2 separate regions of the Homo sapiens genome follow, and region 2 is linked to region 1. The links are chromatin loops, found by intact Hi-C in ENCODE. Cell type or tissue: A673. All regions are shown on one strand.

Region 1 (2,500 bases):
ATTTGAGTCAGAATACCCTCAAAGATCTGCTCTAACTCCTCATTTTCTTGAAGGGACCTGAGGGCTCAATGATCAAGCCAGCCAGAGTTTGTTCTTTATAGGTCCTAAACTCTGCCAAATAGTTTTTATTAAGGTTGTGAAATATAACACCTTTTGAATTTTTCATCTTCTTCAACTTTTATGCACTTTAGAATTCAGCATGAAGAGAATTTGTCTCAGTGCTAGGCTGAAACGAAGTATTTTATTAACTGGTCAGTTGTTTTTTTTTTTTCCTTAAGGGGCATTCTGGAGAAGAGGAACTTTCAGCTTGTAATCTAGCCCTTGTTACATAACTAGACTACTAGACTACATACCATATATTCTCATTATAACTGGACATCTTTTTTGAGCCTGAAATCTCAGCAGATGGCAAGAAATAGTTAGGGATTACGTTTGGGCTAACACAGTTTCGTATGATGAAGAATGTGGGGAAAGATCTGTCCAGCTCTCTGGCATGCTATCCTATGGATATGTTCTTGCTGGAGCCATGGGATAAAAATTATAGAAGAATATTGTTAGGGCCAGGAAGGAAAGAGTTTCAAAGTAGAGTTTGAGGCCATGGGGGTATATAGCTCAGGGGTAGAGCATTTGACAGCAAAGTAGAGCTTGATTTCTTGCTTTTTGATTTTGCTTTCTGTTGTCAGAGGGGCATGTGTTCTGGGGGTAATTTGTGTGTTTATTGTGTGCTTGCTTGGTCCTTCTCAGCATGAGGTTTGTGTCTCTTTCTACTTCCCTTAGTAGGTTAAAGGGGACAGACCTTTTTTTTCTCTAACAGAATTTGGAGGTCCATATTTCCATGACTAGCCTAGGAATAATACAGGCATAAAGAAAAATATTCACTTACACAAATTCCAAACATACAATCATAAGTTAAAAGTTCATAAAATAAGGGATAATCAGCACTTTACCAGTGAATCTTTGGCAATGTAAAAATTTAACTTTGTAGTTCCTTTAGCTGGTGAGCTCTTTGTTGCATTTAAAATGGATTTTGACTTATAAAAATTCAGTTTAAGATTTTCATGAATCCTCCTACACGTAAAGCACAATGATTGTCTTTCTGTTCAAAGCCCTAGTTGGTTGTCACATGGAAATAGTAGAGTTCGATATTTGCCCTTGGTGTAAATGCCTGAATTTAGTGTGCCAGAAAATTGTTATTTTTTGGAATTTAAAAGTATCTCTTCAACAGATAAGTACAATTTAGTATGTTGATAGGATTATCCTTCATAGATTCAGTTTTTCTTTTCATTGGGTAAGTGATGCGTATTCTCAGTAAACTAGGCTGAAAGTTTCTAAGTCCAGAATTGTGGTTCCAATAGGACTCTGAAGTTACAGATGTAGTATTCAAGTCATGCAAATGTATGTAAACTAAGGAAGTATGGTCTATAGGTAAAACACTTGGAGAAATGATAGTCAATTACATGAAGATTTTCTTTCCTTTTCTTTAAGCAGCCTTCAGGTTTAGAAGCTCAAGTTAGAGAAATAGTGTTTTAACCAAGAAAATCCCTTTGGCAAGACTCATATCTTGACAAAAGCATGTTGGTCTGCATACCACTTTGCATAAAAGATGTGTATTGCATTAACTATGGAGAAGAGAAGATTCCAGTGTATTTCAGCCTCTTTGCAGGATAAAGCAAAGCAAATCACGTAGCCATGCTGTGTGTCTCAAAGGGCTCTTGTGTGGGTATTTCAACTAGAAAGGAGATTAGCATTGGAAGTCTGTGATCATGTCATACATTTGTAATTGAAGGTGGCTGTTGAAAATAATTCTTTACATAACTGGATTCTAGCAGTCTTGATGAGGTAAGTAGAATCAATAGGAAATGATCTGTTTGTCACTGCTTAGCCACAATGCCAAAAAGCTTGGTATCTGGGAATGGAGACTTTAAAAAGCGTCAGCACTGGGAAGTATTTGATAATTCAAGTCTAAGAGGCTTCTTATGAAAAGTGCAGAAGGAATATATGCATGGGAATATATACCATTGAATTTTTGCCGATAACATTGTTTCTCGCCACAGTTAAAATTGAAACTTTGATCACTCTAGTAGCCACAGGTCATTTGATGATTTTTGCCAAACCGTAAACTTAGGCAACTTAAGTACCTGCCTCATGTAAACGGTCTTATATGTGAGCATGTTTTTCCTGTTATTTGTATTTCTATTCCTTGACATAAAGTTTTAGAACTTTTTGGGGGAAGTTCATGAACACTCATAGCTCTTTCTGGTAGATGAACATGACTCTTACTTCTGTGGATAAATTATAAATGTACTATAAAAATTCATCTGGAGTGGCAAGTGAAAAAGATACAGTATGATTTGCTGCCAAGAACATCTTATTACATCTGCATATTTATGCTGCTAATGAACGGATACTGCTAACAAGTCAGTTTCCGAAGATACGCAGCTTTGGCGAAACAACAAAGTGAACAGGAAATGTTTTTCTTAGAGGATTTTATTTGCTCATC
Region 2 (2,500 bases), 56 kb before region 1:
CCTATCTGCATTTTACTGCTATAAAGAGAGAATAATAGAAAAAAAACTAGTATTCCTAACCTTTCATGTAATACTTAATTTTCATCATTAAGAATGTAATTGTTTTGCATGGTGGCACATGCCTGTAGTCCCAGCTACTCAGGACCCTGAGGCAGGAGGATTGCTTGAGTCTAGGATTTCTGGGCTGAAGTGCGCTATGCCGATTGGGTGTTCACATTGAGTTTAGTATCAATATGGTGACCCCACAGGAACGGGAGACCAGCAGGTTGCCTAAGGAGGGGTGAACTGGCCCAGGTCAGAAAAGGAGCAGGTCAAAACTGTGCTGATTAGTAGTGGGATTGCTCCTGTGAATAGCCACTGCATTCCAGCCTGGTCAACAGTGGGACCCTGCCTCTTAAAAAAATAAAAAAGTAATTGTTTTTCATTTAAGATGACACAGATGTGAAAAATTTTTGTTTTGTTGTAACAAGACATGAAGAGTGTGAATTATCCCACAAGTATTTCCTGAAAGGTTATTTTATGTTGGGTCCTGTTTAGGGTGTAGAGGTAACATGGCCCTTGCCCATTTAAAGATTTGAAATGTTTCACTATTATATCTAAAATTGTCAATTTTACTTTTGTGTACACTATATTTACCACATCAGGTGAAGTACATACTTTCAATATTTTGAAAGAAAGTACAGTGAAATTTTACATACGTAGTTATTATAGTCTACTGATACAGGTATAACATAATGAAAAGTAATTTTTAATAGTACCAGTGACTAAGTATACTAACATTCCTTTTGCAGAAGTAGTTTTTCTGTCTTATTTTGTCCACCTTTTATGTTGATTTAATTTTATTGCAACTTTGGAAAAACATTAATGCTTTTATTCTGTTAAAACCTAGCCTTCTAATTTCTGCTTGAAAATATTTTATTGGGCTCTGCATTTTAACTAGTGTGTGTAGCAAATGTGGCATTCTGAGTTAGTGACTGAATTTAAGATTATGATTGACACAGGCTTCTGGGTGTGACAGTATTCAGGCCTGGGAAAGCAGAGCATTTTGGAAATGTCAGTTTTGAAAAACAGCACTGCTGTTTTACGAACTTTTTAGTTTATCATGTACAGGCCGGAGTGATGATATGCTAGGTTACAAAAACAGCTTCCCAATTCCTATAGTGCTGAGACCTCATGTCCTAAATCTGAACCTTACTTTTCAGCCTTTATGTAGATAACCCCAGCACAGTATCACAGAACACAGAAATGAATGCAAATGATGAAAGACAGTGTGGTGAAGGAAAATTACTGTGGAACTCTCTCCAAGTACTGTGGGAATAGCCGTTAATAGCTGCTTAGTAAATTCTTCCAGCTGCATCTTTTTTTCTTTCTTTTTCAAATTGGTCCTTAGTGTGATCTTTTCTACCACATGAATTTGTAACTCAGTCTTCACATTCTCTCATGGGACTTTCTGTTCCTTATCTTTATTGGTGTGTCTTTTTACTGACGTGCAATTTCCTGTGTCTTAACTACCTATTTCCTGTTCAATGTCACCATCTGCAGTAATTCCGCTTTAACCCACTACTCACTTTCAATTTCAGTTTCTGTCCCAAGCTTTATTATTTCTGTTACCTTATTCCCTTCTCCACCATGGGTCTTCCTGTGTGTCAGGATTTTTTGTAAGTTTGACGTATTACATTACTAGGTATGGTGAAAAAGAGCAAAAAACCTCCAATAATGTATTGTGATATTATGGTATACTTATGTAAATCGGAATTAAATAACTCTCCTCTATATTGTTGTACTCTACTTAATTTATTAGAGAAAATTTCTTGTATGAAGAACTTCTGTTTACTAAGCTGGCACAGCCTATAGCAAATACGGAAGTCTCTGCTGAGCTCAAACTGAAGTTTATTTTGTATTCACAATTTATTTCTTTATAGATAGTTCTGTGCAGTATTATTGAATATATTGTTTTATGTAAGCTTACTTTTTTTTTTTTTTCTTAGACAGTATCTTGCTCTTTCACCCAGGCTGGAGTGCAGTGGCAGAATCCCACCTCACTGCAAGTTTCGCCTTGCGGGCTGAAGGCATTCTCCCACTTCAGCCTCCTGAGGAGCTGGGACTATGGGCATGCACAAGCACACCTGGCTGATTTTTGTATTTTTTGAGAGTTGGGGTTTCGCCATGTTGCCCAGGCTCATCTTGAACTCCTGAGCTCAACCAGTCCTCCTGCTTTGGCCTCTCAAAGTGCTGGGATTATGAGCATGAGCCCCCATACCCAGCCGAAACATTTATTTCTAAGTGATTGTTCTATTTCTGCTGATGTTTACTTTAGAAATTTCTCAAGTATATAAGAAAAGAAAAAAGTCCCCTATATAATTTTTTTAAAACTCTGACAATTTGTTTGATATTTAAAATTTTACTCAATATTTTTAAAATTTAAATTAAAGTTACAAAAAAATACGCGTTTTATCTTTTGACATTCTTTTCAACATGAAGCACAAATTGAGAAATTTTC

The links. Peaks named below come from ENCODE experiments on the same cell type or tissue, not always from the same donor. Only the 100,000 strongest peaks of a DNase experiment are listed, where the experiment ranks them.
Region 2: it touches region 1 in a loop (2.4-fold over the local background); 2 of 110 quality-filtered maps call a loop at or near these places.

The regions. Positions count from the first base shown.
Region 1 is chr2:45,511,193-45,513,692 of GRCh38, reverse strand. All of the region lies in intron 14 of SRBD1 (S1 RNA binding domain 1), which reads left to right. Among named protein-coding and RNA genes, the nearest start is that of SRBD1, 99 kb to the left of the region's middle. RefSeq lists a silencer at 2,429-2,500. In A673, no CTCF peak of the experiment used is centred here; no DNase peak of the experiment used is centred here; H3K27ac peaks cover 630 bases.
Region 2 is chr2:45,567,094-45,569,593 of GRCh38, reverse strand. The region is part of intron 9 of SRBD1 (S1 RNA binding domain 1); the gene reads left to right. It also overlaps the pseudogene RN7SL414P. Among named protein-coding and RNA genes, the nearest start is that of SRBD1, 43 kb to the left of the region's middle. In A673, no CTCF peak of the experiment used is centred here; a DNase peak (open chromatin) is centred at 1,483; H3K4me3 peaks cover 1,336 bases; H3K27ac peaks cover 2,500 bases.